Linked DNA regions of Homo sapiens: region 2 is linked to region 1. The links are chromatin loops, found by intact Hi-C in ENCODE. Cell type or tissue: PC-9. All regions are shown on one strand. Links, peaks and the distances in the headings refer to the core of each region. The heading gives the core; the rest is flanking DNA. Region 1 has its middle 21 kb from the start of LINC01391. Region 2 overlaps LOC124909439.

The links. Peaks named below come from ENCODE experiments on the same cell type or tissue, not always from the same donor. Only the 100,000 strongest peaks of a DNase experiment are listed, where the experiment ranks them.
Region 2: a loop joins it to region 1, with 9 times the contacts of the local background. A loop is called at or near these places in 80 of 110 quality-filtered maps.

Annotation. Positions count from the first base shown.
Region 1 is chr3:138,919,637-138,927,389 of GRCh38, reverse strand. No RefSeq gene overlaps it. Among named protein-coding and RNA genes, the nearest start is that of LINC01391, 21 kb to the left of the region's middle. RefSeq lists an enhancer at 3,836-3,885. In PC-9, for the core only: CTCF peaks have their summits at 3,758 (motif pointing right) and 4,851; DNase peaks (open chromatin) are centred at 3,769 and 5,409; H3K4me3 peaks cover 423 bases; H3K27ac peaks cover 1,420 bases.
Region 2 is chr3:139,325,097-139,332,849 of GRCh38, reverse strand. All of the region lies in intron 1 of LOC124909439, which reads left to right. Among named protein-coding and RNA genes, the nearest start is that of MRPS22, 15 kb to the left of the region's middle. In PC-9, for the core only: CTCF peaks have their summits at 3,114 and 3,317 (motif pointing right); a DNase peak (open chromatin) is centred at 3,339; H3K27me3 peaks cover 287 bases.

The DNA.
Region 1 (7,753 bases), core at 1,658-6,657:
ATAAATAAATAAAGCTTTTCTCACCTCTGAACTCTTACAGCACATGTTCTCTTTACCCCCATGATTTGACTCAGTTGTTTTCATCAGGTCTTACTTTGCGTTTCATGGCTGTTTGTCTTTTCCATACTCCTTAATTGTAATATTATTGAAGGCAAAAACCATGCCTTTTTCATCTGGAAATAACCATGATAGCTAGCTTTTATTTGGTGCCTATTCTATGCCAGCCATGATACATTATCTCACTTAGTTCCCACAAACTATATTTCCTTTTAATATGTAAGGAAAGTGAGACTGAGCAAGATTAAATAACTTGTGCAGGGCCCCCAGCCAGTAAATAGCACAGGGACAGAGGCCAACTCCACATTCTAACTGGGATCTTGCCACTGTAGGGATGTAAAGTAGAACTGTATTAGACAGATGACCTCTAAAATTTCCTGTGATTCATGACAATATTAATCTAGCTGTGGTTTAATAACCTGCTATATCTGCATCAATTACAATACAATACTGTGGGATTTTATTTTAAAAGGAATGTAAATAATGAGGGCTTTATTATCTCACAATAAAGAAGACAGAGATTACTGGCTGTAGGCTATAGGTACAGTCACTCTAAAACTTGGGCACAAGCCCTGCTACTTGTATCTTTTACCTCTGTGGACTGTAACAGACATCACATTCAGAATTTATTTTTCTTTTTTTTTTTTGAGACAGAGTCTCCCTAGAGTAAGACCCAGGCTGGAGTGCATTGGCCAAATATTGGCTCATTGCAAGCTCTGCCTCCTGATTTCAAGCCGTTCTCATGTCTCAGCCTCCCAAGTAGTTGGGATTTTGGGATTACAGGCATATGCCACCATGCCCAGCTAATTTTTCGTGTGTTTGTGTGTGTGTGTGTGTGTGTGTGTGCGCGTGCATTTAGCAGGAATGGGGTTTCACCATGTTGTCCGGGCTGCTCTCGAACTCCTGACTTCAAGTGATCCACCTGCCTTCAGCCTCCCAAAGTGCTGGGATTACAGGTGTGAGCCACTGCACCTGGCCCACATTTAAAATTTAAAAAAAGAAAGAAAGAAAGAAAGAAAAATTCTGATGGGAAAAGGAGCCATTTCTTCCAGACTCTTTCTTAGAAGTCTGATCCACTCTCCCTGAATCCCTCAGTAGAGTTCCCTATTCATCTCATGGGCCAGGACTGAGTCTGTTACATGCTGGTTCCTAAACCAACTGTTGGCAAAAGAATGAGACCACCATGGCTGACTCAGATAACTGGGATCTGCCTAAGAGTAGAGGCCAAGGTCTCTATGATTTTGTTGTTGTTGTCGCATACTCTGCTTATGTAATTTTTTTTCTTTTTTGAGACAGGGTCTCACTCTGTTGCCCAGGCTGGAAGGCAGTGGCACAATCATAGCTCGCTGCAGCCTCGAACTTCTGAGCTCAAGCGATCCTCCTGCCTTGGCCCCCCAAAGTGCTAGGACTACAGATGTGAGCCACTGCACATGGCCCTATGTAATATTTGAGTTACTTATATCCTTGAACAAAATCAGAGTTCCCTGACAAGGAAGAGAGGATGAAATGGCTGATAGGGAGACAGATAATACTATAATCTTAAAATAAAAAAAAGTACCAGCTGGGCACAGTGGCTCATGCCTGTAATCCCATCACCTTGGGAGGACAAAGTGGGAGGATCACTTGAGTCCAGGAGTTAGAGACCAGCCTGGGCAACGTGGCAAAACCACATCTCTACAAAAAAATTAACCGCTGTGGTGGTGCATGCCTGTGGTCCCAACTATTTGGAAGGCTGAGGTGGGAAGATCACCTGAACCTGGGAGGCGAAAGTTGAAGTGAGCTGAGACCTCACCACCACTGCACTCCAGCCTGAGAGATAGAGACCCTGTCAAAATTAAAAAAAAAAAAAAGGTACAGAAATAATGAATATATGTGAGCTACAAGTTAAGCAGTCTGAATATTTCCTTCTCTCACTTGGAATATTATTACTCATCTTTATTTATTTATTTATTTTTGCAATGGAGTCTCGCTCTGCCACCCAGGCTGGAGTGCAAGAGCGCTACCTTGGCCCACTGCAACCTCTGCGTCCTGGGTTCAAGTGATTCTTCTGCCTCAGCCTCCTGAGTAGCTGGGATTACAGGTGCCCACCACCATACCTGGCTAATTTTTGTATTTTTACTAGAGATGGGGTTTCACCATGTTGGCCAGCTGGTCTCGAACTCCTGACCTCAGGTGATCTGCCCGCCTCAGCCTCCCAAAGTGCTGGGATTACAGGCGTGAGCCGCCGCACCCAGCCTATTGCTTATCTTTAAGTCAGTCTATAGTTGTAAATAAATCAGCTAGATTTAACTGGGTGTTTGTGTTTTAAACTACAAAGTTTTGCAGGATAAAGAAAAAGGAACTCAATGTATGGTCTTGAGACTGGACTGCCAATGGGATCAGAGGTCTCTCTGTCTCTCAGCAGCCCTGTCTCTCTCTCCTGGACTGCATGATCTTTCCCAAGACCTCCCTGCTTCTTTTGCATGTCCCCCTGTTCTCTGCTGAATTGACCACTCCCTCCTGGATTTGTTATACATATGGCCACTGAGGACCCTCCAGCCCCTACTCCTTCTACAAATTGAAAACCTCTCTTGGAAATTCTTAATTCCAATCTCCAAGGGACAAACTACTTGAGGCTACTCATCCTGTCAAGACAAGTCACCTCAGAGGTTGCTGGCCTACCCAGTACCTGGAATGGTGGCCCTGGGGTCACAGGCCAGCCTTGGTCCAAGAAAGAGGACAGGGTCACTTGTCAGAAAACCTTACTGCTGAACACCTCCCGGGTTCAAGTGATTCTCCTGCCTCAGCCTCTGGAGTAGCTGGGACTACAGGCGTGTGCCACCACACCCAGCTAATTTTTGTATTTTTAGTACAGACGGGGTTTCACCATGTTGGCTAGAGTGGTCTCAAACTCCTGACCTCAGGTGATCCACCCGCCTCGGCCTCCCAAAGTGCTAGGATCACAGGCGTGAGCCACCGCACCCAGCCAGAGAGGAAGTGTATTTGTATATTTCACCCTGTCTTTCACAGGGGTTGTTTCAATGGCAAGCAAGTGAATTGAGCCAAAGAGACCCAATTGCAGAACTTTTGTAGGGACTGAAGGCAAAGAGAAGCTTCTTTCCACTAAGATTGATAGCTGTGGGGAAGAAATAAGCCCAAAACTTTAGAGAGCACCCAAGTGGAGAAAGCCTGCATGGGAGTAAAGCCAGCACAAAGGAAAGCAGAACAGACAGGAGTAAGACTGCGCTCTGACCACGCTGTTCAAGCTCCTGGATCCAGTTATACCTGAAGACTTGCCATGAGTTTTCAGTGACAAACCAATACACTTTCTTTCTTTCTTTTTATTTATTTATTTATTTATTGGAATTGTAAACAACTTAAGCTGAGTTTCCGTCATCTGCAATTGGAAGACTCCTAATACACTGGGCCTGTGTTACGGAGAAAAAAGCCACAGGCTGAGGCAGAAGAGTCCTCCTCAAGAAGGATCCCAAGAGTCCCAGGACCACAGGCAGCACTGCCTCCATGCCCAGGTCACAAGGTGCAACTCAGATCAGGGGAGGAGTGCTGGGGTGACAGCCTGGCTGCGAGGGACCACACAACTGTGTGGACCCTCTGGATCCTCGAGGACTGCAGCTTTGAGTGGCTGTCAGATGCACCCTGGGCAAGAACGTAACTCACAGCCATCACAGGCGTATAAAGCAATGGCAGAGTCACCACCCTCCACAAGGGGGCAGTGTGGTCCAAAGTGGAAGTAGGTGAGAGAAAAGCTTGTTACTCAAGAAACATCCCCTGTGGACTCCTGGAAGCACCCAGAGGAAGGGCAGTTTTGCAGTGAGCTGAGATCTTGCATTCTGTAGATGGAAACTGAAGCTGCTGATGCCTGGGTTAGGGCTGGGGGCCCCTAGCACCCACAGACAAGAGAAGCTCAATAGTTCCTAGTTTCAATAATTTTTCCTGAAGATGCCCTGGGAAGATGGCAGGTGCTCAGAGGAGATGATCATAGGCTGTACCTGTGACCCAGGCACACCAGCATGGCATGAAATTGAAGAGACGCCAGGCCCCAAGGACATGCAGCCCTGGGAGCAAATAACGTGGTAATAATATCCGAAGACTGACGTCCCAAGACCCCTGACAATAGGCAGGATGGGGGCTTAGAGTCAGAAATTGGATCATTTAAAGAAGGCCACGTAGCTGGGCTTGGTGGCACACATCTGTAGTCCCAGCTATTTGGGAGGCTGAGGCAGAAGGATTACTTGAGCCCAGGAGGTCGAGGCTACAGTGAGCTACGATTGTGCCACCCTACTCCAGCCTGGGCAACAGAGCAAGAGCCTGTCTCTAAAAAATAAATAAATGAAAAAGGGGACCACAACTAATGCTGTTTGTTTCACACTTGAGTTTGTAAAGCAATAGTAAATTCTCTATATCAGGGGTAAATAATAAATTTTCTATATCAGGGGTCCCCAATCCCCGGGCCACCAACTGGTACGAGTCCATGGCCTGTTAGGAACCGGGCCGCACAGCAGGAGGTAAGTGTGGCAGGTTAGCCAGTGAAGTTTCATCTGTATTTACAGCTGCTCCGAATTACCACCTGAGCTCAACCTCCTGTCAGATCAGTGGCAGCATTAGATTCTCATAGGAGTGCGAACCCTATTGTGAACTGTGCATGTGAGGGATCTAAGTTGCCCACTCCTTATGAGAATCAATGCCTGATGATCTGTCACTGTATCCCATCACCACTAGATGGGACCGTCTAGTTACAGCAAAACAACCTCAGGGCTCCCACTGATTCTACATCACGGTGAGTCGTATAATTATTTCATTATATATTGCAATGTAATAATAATAGGAATAAAGTGCACAATAAATGTAATGCACTTGAATCATCCCAAAACCACCCCCCACCCCCATGAAAAATTGTCTTCCGTGAAACTGGTCCCTGGTGTCAAAAAGGTTGGGGACCACTGCTCTATATGTGGTCTCTGCCCTCTCCAGGGCAAGCTGTCAGGAAAGGGCCTGGTGTGTCTGAGGGGACTTGGGAAGGGAATCCCAGTAGCAGAGACATGCAGGAGCCCAGCTTCTCCATGTCCTGGACTCTCTATCTCAGAGTACATGGGGTAAGGTCTGTGGCATTTTCTCAAGCCCTGGATAGGACAGCCACAATTCAGCCATGTGACCTCTCTCCTGAGCATAAATACAAGCGGCCCAACTTGGAACCACTTAAGAAGCAGAAACCAAACCCCAGCGAGATGGAAAGCACTTCACGCATCATCCAGCTCAACCCCCTCAGGGAGCCAAAAAACAAAATAAAATAAAATAAAATAGGCTGGGGCCTTGCCCAAGGTGGCATAGTGAACTGGTGACTCAGCCAGGAGCCAAAGCCAGGCCTCCTGACCACAAGTCTGGAGCTCTGTACCCTGTGCTGCAGGCCCTCTCTCCTGATGAAAATCTCCACATTCCAGATGAGGAAAAGGAAAAGATTTCTGCACCCTGCGTTTATCTTCACATCTGGACTTCACACTCTGGAATTCAATAGTGAGAGCTCATCACTGTCATTTCCTTGGGATAATGCCTATTGCCCTGACCCATAAAGCTTCAGTCTTACTTATTGCCCCAAACCAGCCCTAGCCACTACTGAGTTAGATGGTAACAACAGTAGCAATCATTTATTGAGCATTGTATTCATCAGCATTCTCCAAAGAAACAGAAACAATAGGAGTTGGAGAAGGGCTTATTTTAAGGAATTAACTCCTGCGATTGCAGGGACTGGTAAATCCAAAATCTTATTTTTTTCCTTCCGACAAGATGGCCAAAATCCAAAACCTATAAGGCATGCGAACAAACAGGAAACTCCGGCAAGGGCCCACACTGCAATCCTGAGTCCAAAGGCAGTCTGGAAGCAAAACTCCTACCTCTTCAGGGACATCAGTCTTTTCTATTAAGGAGGGTAATCTGCTTTACTCAAAGTCTACTGATTTAAGGCCAGGCACAGTGGCTCACCCCTGTAATCCCAGCACTTTGGGAAGCTGAGGAGGGGCATCAATTGAGGTCAGGATTTCAAGACCAGCCTGGGCAACATGGCGAAACTCCATCTCTCCTGAAAATACAAAAAAAAAAAAAAAAAAAAAAAAAATTAGCTGGGTGTGGTGGTGCGTGCCTGTGATCCCAGCTACTCGGGAGGGTGAGGCAGGAGAATTGCTTGAACCCGGAAGCTGGTGGGTGAGCCGAGATTGCTCCACTGCACTCCAGCCTGGGCAACAGAGTGAGATTCTGTCCCGAAAAATAAAAATAAAAAATAAAATTAAAAAATTAAAATAAAAAATAAAATCTACTGATTTAAGTGTTAATCATAGCTTTAAAAAAATACCAGCCAGGTACAGTAGCTCACGCCTGTAATCCCAGCACTTTGGGAGGCTGAGGCGGGTGGATCACCTGAGGTCAGGAGTTCAAGACCAGCCTGGCCAACATGACAAAACCCCGTCTCCACTAAAAATACAAAAATTAAGGTCGGGCGCGGTGGCTCATGCCTGTAATCCCGGCACTTTGGGAGGCGCAGGCGGGCGGATCACAAGGTCAGGAGATCGAGACCATCCTGGCTAACACAGTGAAACCCCGCCTCTACTGAAAATACAAAAAATTAGCCAGGCGTGGTGGCGAGCGCCTATAGTCCCAGCTACTCGGGAGGCTGAGGCAGGAGAATGGCGTAAGAAAACCCGGGAGGCGGAGGTTGTAGTGAGCCTAGATCGTGCCACTGCACTCCAGCCTGAGCGAGACTCCGTCTCAAAAAAAAAAAAAAAGAAAATTAACAGGGCATGGTGGCGGGAGCCTGTAATCCCAGCTACTGGGGAGCCTGAGGCAGGAGAATCACTTGAACCTGGGAGGCGGAGGTTGCAGTGAGCTGAGATCGCGCCATTGCACTCCAGCCTGGGCAACAAGAGCAAAACTCCATCTCCAAAAAAAAAAAAAAAAAAAAAAAAAAAAACCTTCACAGTAACATTTAGGCTACTTGTTTGACCAAAAATCTGGATACCATAGCTTATCCTAATTGACACATGAAACCATCACAAGCATTCCTCTGTGCCAGGCATTCAGATCATCTCAACAGCATTTTGAGACAGCCGTCATTATCCCCATCTTACAGAAGATAAAACCAAGGGCTTAAGTCCAAGTCCACGGGAAGTTGCGGACTATATCTGGAATTCCAGTCTCCCCTCCTTCCTTGTCCATGACTTCCCCCATCTCACCACTGGCTCTCACTCGGTTGCAAGAGCCCAAAAAGTGTGTCTAGGCCACAGGTTCTCAGCCACTGACGCACATTACAATCACTGAGAAAAACTCATCACTGAGTTTTTCTCAGAGATGAAGCAAACCAACAAACAAAAACCAATGTTCAGACCCTACCCCCAGAGAGTCTGATTGAGCTGGTCAGAGGTGGGCCCCTGAGCATCAGTATTTTAAGCTCTCCCAGGTGCTTCTAATGTGCAGCAAGGCTGAGAACCATGGTTATAGAAGGTGGGACAATGCAAAGCATGGGTCCCTCATCTCTTTGGAGTAAAGATTGCCCAGCAGAAAATAACCACAACCTAAATGAAATCAAGTAGCTATAAAATAGCCTGTGGGAAAAACTAGCAAATATATTTCCTTTCTCAGCATGAAATTGGCCATTTCCCCTCTCATTTTTCAAGCAGTGTACAGTGAGTATTTCTTTCATTATTTGGAG
Region 2 (7,753 bases), core at 1,191-6,190, 410 kb before region 1:
GTCAGTTCTGGGTTAGTTTACATTAACTAGTTCTCATGAGGCATTATGTTTTTTCTGCCTTTATATGCCTGTTAATCTTTGTTTGGATGTCACACATTATGAATTTTACTTTTTTGGGTGCTGCATTTTTTGGTATTCTTATAGATATTCTTGTCCAGAGTGTAGTTAGCAAATTGGAAACATTTGCTCTTTTTGGATATTCCTTCACAATTTGTTGAGCCATTTAAATAAATAGCTCCATCTAGGGCTATTTATTTCCCATTACTAAGGCAAGACTTTACAAAGATTCTACCCAATGCCCCATAATTTAGGAGTTGTTCCATTCTTGTTGGTGGAACCAGGCACTATTTTCAGCACTCTATGTGTGTGTTCTGTCCACTGTTCCTAATCCTCCTGGATGCCTTCCCTGACCCACAGCTTTCAGGCAGTTTCTTCATACACATGCTCTGATCAGTACTCTGCTGAGTAATTGATGAGGACCCTTTGCAGATCCTGAGTTCCCTGTCTGTGTAGCGCTCTGTCTCTTTGGTACTCTGATTAGCAAACCCTAGCCACCTTGGTCTCCCTGAGCACTCAGTGTTATCTCCTGAATGCAGGGAGTTTTCTAGGCTCTGCCTGGATTCCCCTCTCTGTGCCATCGCCTGGAAAGTCCCTCAAGGCAGTAAGTTGTGAAAATAGTAGGGATCCTCTTGTTTGTATCCTCTCTTTCAGGAATCACTGACCTTCATTTCAAGCCACTGTCCAGTATCTTAAAAACAAGTTTTATATATTTTGCCTGTTTCGTTTCCTTATTTCAGGTAAGTCTGGTCCCTGTTCCTCTATCTTGGTTGGAAGTGGAAGTCCTCCTCAATGAAGTTGGCGGGACAAAAACACCTCAATGATACCATTAAGGAGTAATTTAAGATTGCAGGCCATGCATTTTCTAGACCTAGAATTTTCAAAGGATATTTTTCTTCTGGTTTAAAAACTATAGTTGATGAGGACTCACAAACTAATACAAATCATGAAGCAATTATAAAAAGCATGACATTCCAGGAAATTGGAACTGCCACTGAATGTCTAGGATGGAGGGTCTCCATGGCAGAGGATTTCCTAATGAGTGGTTGGAGTGAGCTAAAGGATGAGGCGGGCTGCAGAGACGTGAGCAGCAAGACTAAGCAGGTTCCCCTGTTACATGCTGTCATAGTATCCTAGCCCTGCATTGATAGTGCTTATGAAGAGTTTAATTAAATAATTGTTAGTTTACTTGGTTATTATCTATTTTACCTTCCTGGCTAAAGGCTCCATAAGGGCAGAGCCTTTAGCACTATATCTTCAGTAGACATCAGTGTGTTTGACACATAGTAGAAGCTCAAGAAATAGCCATTGAATAAATGGGTCAGGTGCGGTGGCTCATGCCTGTCAGTCCAGCACTTTGGGAGGCCAAGGCAGACAGATCACCTGAGGTCAGGAGCGTGAGACCAGCCTGGCCAACATGGTGAAACCCCATTTCTACTAAAAATACAAAAATTAGCCGGGCATGGTGGCACGCACCTGTAATCCCACCTACTCGGGAGGCTGAAGCAGGAGGATCACTTGAACCTGGGAGGCGGAGGTTGCAGTGAGCCAAGATCGTGCCACTGCACTCCAGCCTGGGTGACACAGCAAGACTCCGTCTCAAAAAAAAAAAAATACCCCATCGAATAAATGAATAAATAAATAATGATGAGTAGAATTAGCAGAGCAGGGCCCAGGCCTCCAGGCAAAGATGAGAAGAACCAGCCCTTCTAAGGACTGGAGAACAGCAACGATGATGATCTGGGGGGCGGACAGAGCCCACAGTTCATCCTTGTGTGTGCTCAGTACTTAGTGGCTGCTCACAATTGTGCAAGTTAGCAGAATGTTCTGGTTGTCCACTGCACTGTAACCAACTCTCCAAAACTTGGCAGCATTTATTTTGCTCGTGAATCTGAAATTTGGGTAGGGCTTGGTGGGGACAGCTCATCTCTGCCCTCTCTTGTACCAGCTGGAGTAGCTCAAAGGCTGTGCCTGTGATCATCCAAAGGCTTATTTGTCACATGTGTGCCAGTTGATGTTGGCTGTCAGCTGAGATCTCAGTGGGGGCTGTCAGGCAGAATACCTACACGTGGCTTCTCTGTGTGGCCTGCACTTCTTCATATCCTGGTGGCTGGATTCCAAAAGTCGGCATCTCAGGAGATAGAGAGCCAGTCCAAAGCCATATCACCTGTTCTAACCTCGTCTTGGAAATCACACAGCATCACTCCCATCTCACTTTATTCAGTAGAAGCTAGTTGCTAAAGCTGGCCAGTATTCAAGGAGAGATGAATTAGACTCCACTTTTTGAAGGGACAAGTGTGAAAGAGCGTGTGGGCATGTTTCTAGACCGCCCTGCAGAGTTCCTGTAGAGTGCTGCCGCATGTTGGGCCTGTGTACTGTGAGGAGGCCCCAGCCCAGCTGAGGGGAGGTGATATTGACACAGGAGTGGGTAATGATGGGGACAGCATGAGAGCCTGGCATCAGATAGTTTGGGGCTCCTAGCAGGGCTGCAGATCTGGGGACAACAAGCCCCCTCACCCTGAGAGCTGGGTGCTCAGTGGGGGAGACCTCCCTAGAGGAAGACATAATTGAGGTGTGGCAAGAGGGCAGGACACTTCTGGGAAGGAGGTGTGAGGTGAGGCTGTGGGGTGGTATGTGGCCTGTCCAAGCCCTAACAGCTGCTGAGTGGCAAGTGGCTTGAACCCATATCTGTGTGTTGGAAGGGGCTGTGTTCTTCCACTGCAGCAGCAGCAGCAGCAGCTCTAAGAATACAGTGATGATAATAGCAATGGTTCTTCCCAGGGGAGCCAGAGACCCACAGGCTTTGAAATTAATGTGAATCCCGGCTCTGTCTTGTACTAGTAGGGTGAATTTGTATGTGTTACTCCACTTCTCTGAAATTCAATTTCTCTTTTGTAAAATGGGCTTGATAATCCCCACCTTTCAGTGTTGCCACGGGGCTTAGTGATAATCCTCATGACATGTCTAGCAGCGTGGGGTGCAGAGAAGATTCTCAGTGAGTGGTACCCAGTACTACCTTTGCAGAGCGCTTTACCATTTTACATTACGGCCTTTTCATTTGTTCCCCAAAATCACTTGAGAGAGGAAGGGCGGGGATGGTCATCTTGGGTGCAGGTAAGGAGCAGGGACAGCGTGGACAAGGCATGTGTGGGCCAAGCGGCAGGCACTGGAGGCGGCATGCAAGCACCTAGCAAGTTCAGAGGTGCTCCAGATTCCTGGACAGCGCCCTCCTCCGCGTAGTGAGGGACGCGTGTTCTCCTGGCGGGGGGGCCGCTAGGTGGCGCTGTGGGACCGCCGTGGGGAGCCAAACGCTGGAGCAAGGCGTCCTCTCTGGCGATTAAACCTTAGGCTGCCCTTCCGGGCCACGCCCTCAGTGGAGCTGGGGCAGCCCGGCTCCGTGTTCCGCATCTCTTGGACTCACACAGAGACAGAATGCATTCTCCTTTTCATGCAGCCTCATGCTACCTTCTCCACTGGCACTGCAGACAGACCCTCCACCCTCTCTCCTTCCTGCCACAGAGGCATAGGGTCTCTCAGGACAGAGGGGGCTGTGGGAGCCAACAGCACCCGTTCTAGGAGAGAGGGTGACTTTGCTGCAAGACCCTGTCTAGTTCCTAAATACCCAAGGCTACATCTGGGCATGCAAACCCCTCTTTCTAATGCTGTAAATTTAGTGATAAATCTCCACAACCATTTCTTTGGGGAGACTTACTTTTCCATGAGGTGGGGGCCACATTTCCCTCCCATCTAGTCTGGCACTTGGTAACCCCACCTGTGCCCACAGGCCTTTGCCATGAATTTCAGGGTGTGGTAGAGGAGAGAGCCTGCGTCAGGAGCCCATCAAATCTGTAACGCAAGCTCAGCCTCCACAAACCAGTAATTTAAAGTCAGAGTCACTGCGGTAACTCCTCTGAGGCTCATCTGCAGAGTGGGGACAGTAATCCCTACTTTGTAGGGTTGCAGTGAGAAATAAATGATGTGTCTTGTGGATGTGCTTTGTCTGTTGGAAATCTCTAGCCACCTGTGAGATGTGGTTATCACAAAAAGATAACACCTTTGGACAGCCTTGGGACATGTACAAAGTGGCTGGTGTGGGCAGAAAGTGCCAGGAAGATGACAGCAGGGTGGGAGGGAGACATGGGCCTTGAGCCAGGTAGTCAGGGTTAAGGGTGTGAGAGCGAGTGGGACTCACACAAGCATAGTGATTGGGAAGTGTCAGCGAGTGGGATCTGGCCCATGTGGCCAGAAGGTGAAGACAGGGCCAGACTGAGGGGGCCTTCAGTGCCTGGACACTGAATCTGAACCCAGTTCTGCAGCCATCAGGGAATATTTATGGATTCTCAATCTCCATCTAAGAAGGGGCAGCCCCTGGACAGGTCCCTCCAGCAGCGGTGGGAATGGGAGAGGGGCACAGCCGGGAAGCTCTTGTAATCACTGTGCACTTCACCCTGCTCTTAATTGTGAAACACTTGATTCAAAACACTGCTCCTCCTCCAAGTTCTCCTGATGGTTGAAATGGGCTTGAGGGTCGAGGTCCGCTGGTTCTTTCTGTCTCTGGAGGACAGGCCCAGCTGGCCGCAGTAGACTGCCTTGACAGCTGATTCAGTGCTGTTCACACACATGCTTCACCTGCCCTGACACAGGAAGAGTGTCTCCAGGCTTCGCCTCCCACCTCCCCACGAGGCAGGAAGCCCAGCCCCAGGCCTGTCTGAGCTGTCTCAGAGAGAAGCTGGGTTATGGAACCACAGCGGCCTCCCACTCCCAGCACACACACACACACACACACACACGAAATGAAATGCGTGGTGGACAGGGAAAGCCACGCAAAACCACAGGACCATGTGCTGTGCTCACATGCCAGACACACACAAGAAGGAAGATATGCTGCAGCCAGCCTGGCCTCCTCCTACACAGAGTGGCAGGGTTGGCTTTCCCTCCACAGCAACCTCATCACCAATCCTTGGAACTGTTGGCCAGGAGGCCTTAGTTGTGGGCCAGACGTCTTGGCCAGTGGGCTCTTCTGTTGGGAAGTAAAGGAGGCACCTGAAATTGCTTTCCATTCTCTGCCTGTGGCTGAGAATCTTTCCCAAATGCCAATGTTCACAGTGCCCATCATTTTTGATAACTTTGGGTGAAACATCCCTTGAACATCAACTCTGAACCCCAGCAACAGAAAGCCTACAGAAGGAGTAGAAGGGCAAGAATTGGAGAAGTTGAGTTGGCCTAAAGATACTCATGGGGACTGCCTCTCTGGAGGAAAGTTTATTTCCGTGCATTACGATCCTTCTTCCTACAGGGAAAAGGCAGGGGAAGAAGGCAGAATCTGGGGCAATGGGAGGCTCGGTTTTTTTGGATTCCGGCTTGGCAAGATGTATGTTCTGAGATCTGAGAGCAATTTCATGTTATGTGATTTTTTTCCCCTCCCCGTGGTAGCCTGGCAAGACCCTTGAGCCAGAAAAGAGGCTGAGAAGCCAACTCCCATCTGTGTCAGGAGTGCTTTGTGCTTCAGTTTTTCTGTCTGCAATATGGGGATAACAGTACACACAGGCATTTCACAGGGTTGCCATGAGAATTAATGGATAGATGTAAAAGATTTAGAAAAGCGTAATGCACAGTTTAATGGAGGTGGTATTTTCCCCCCAGTGGAAAAAATAAACAGTATATTCTTACTACATACAAGTACAACCTCAGTCCCCAAAGCCAAGTGAGTCTGAGAAACAAAGCCAAAAGCGAATCTAGAGGGCGGGAGCTGGAATTCTTGGTGAGGTGGCCTTTGAGTTGAGGGCTTTCCCTCCCTCTGATGGCTCCAGCAGCTCCCCCGGCCCTGCCTGATGAAAGGGAAGACAGGCTCTGTTGTGGCTTGACACATGCCCCAGATGTTAGGTTGCAACTTTGTTCAGCAATTAGCTCTCAGAGGTGGCAGCTGTGTGGAAAGGGCCAGGGCTTGGAACCAGGGTGCCTGTGTCCCACTGCCAGCCAGGCCCTACACCAGCTCAGAACCCTTGGGGGAGCTGCTCAGCTTAATCAAATAGGGATAAAGCACAGGAGCACAGGCCTGCTCCTTCGGGTTGCTAGATTTACCAAATAAAAATACAGGACACCCAGATATATTTGAACTTCATATAATCAACAAATAATCATTTAGTACCAGTATATCCCATGCAATATTTGGAACATATTTATATTAAAAATATTATTTAATATTTATCTGAAATTCAAATTGAACTGGGCATCCTGTATTTTATCTGGCAACCCTACTCCTTCATGAGACTCTACAAGGAGTCCACTGGTTGAAGGGGACCTCTCTGCCTCCTCTCTGGTCTTAGTCAGCTCAGGCTGCCCTAACAAAATACCATAGACTGGGTGGCTTAAACAAAAGTAATTAATTTTCTTCTAGTTCCACAGGCTCGGAAGTCTGAGATCAGGGTGCCAGCATGGTTGGTCAGGTTCCGGCGCGGGCCCTCTTCCTCCCTGTAGAGACTGCCTTCTCTCTATGTCCTCATATGGCCTTTCCTCCATGTGTGCCCATGGAGGGGACAGAGATCTCCCTCTGTTCCTCTTCGTACAAGGCCAAAATCCTACAAGATTACAGCCCTCCCTTATGACCTCACTTAACCTTAATTACCTCTTAAAGACTCTATCTCCAGATACAGCCACATTGGGTGTTAGGGCTTCAACATACAAGTTTCGGGGGGACACAATTCAGTCCAGAGCAGCCCCCTCCACTGTTGTCAATGTGGCTTAGACTTGTGACTGTGGCTGTCAAGGGACAGTGTGGTGCAGTGGGAGGCCCAGGGGCCCATTTAACAGTCTTCCCAAGGTCCCCAGCTTCCATGGCAGACTGGGTGCTCTGCTTCTCATCCCTGAGCTGAGGCCTCCTCTGTGCAATGGAATGATGTTGGCCCTGTCTCAAAAGGGTTACTTGAGAGGAAAATGAGATGTTGCTGGTAAAGCACCTAATATGGCCATGCACACAGTGGCCCCAAGTGCACCGGCTACCTACCATGCCAGCTGCTCACCCGCCCCCATCATGCCAGGCGGCCTGCTGGCAGGCACCCATGTTCCCTGGGAGGGAAAGCCTCTCCCTCACTGTGGCCTCCTTGCACCTGTTTCCACTGCTATCACCATTCCAGGCTGCCAGTCTGGCCAGCTGCTGCCTCCTCAGTGCCTGACATGGTTTGGCTCTGTCCCCACCCAAATCTCATTTTGAATTGTAGCTCCCATAATTTTCACATGTTGTGGGAGATAATTGAATCATGGGGGCAGTTTCCCCCATACTGTTCTTGTGGTGGAGAATAAGTCTCCCGAAATCTGATGGTTTTATAAGGGGCTTCCTCTTTAGCTTGGCTCTCATTTTCTGTCTCGTCTGCCACCGTGTAAGACGTGCCTTTTGCCTTCTGCCATAATTATGAGGCCTCCCCAGCCACGTGGAACTGTGAGTCTCCATTAAACCTCTTTTTCCTTATAAATCACCCAGTCTTGGGTATGTCTTTATCAGCAGCATGAAAATGGACTAATACAGTGCCTGTCTGCCTTCCTTTCCAGAAACCTTGCTGGATATGCTCTCTGATGACCAGAATTCATCAGTGTAATTGGTCCCAGAATGTAGCAGAGAAATAGACAAGCTCACACCATCAGCCCATTCCCTCTCCAACCCAACTAAGGCCTTCCAGAAATCCGGCCCCCTCAGGGAAGC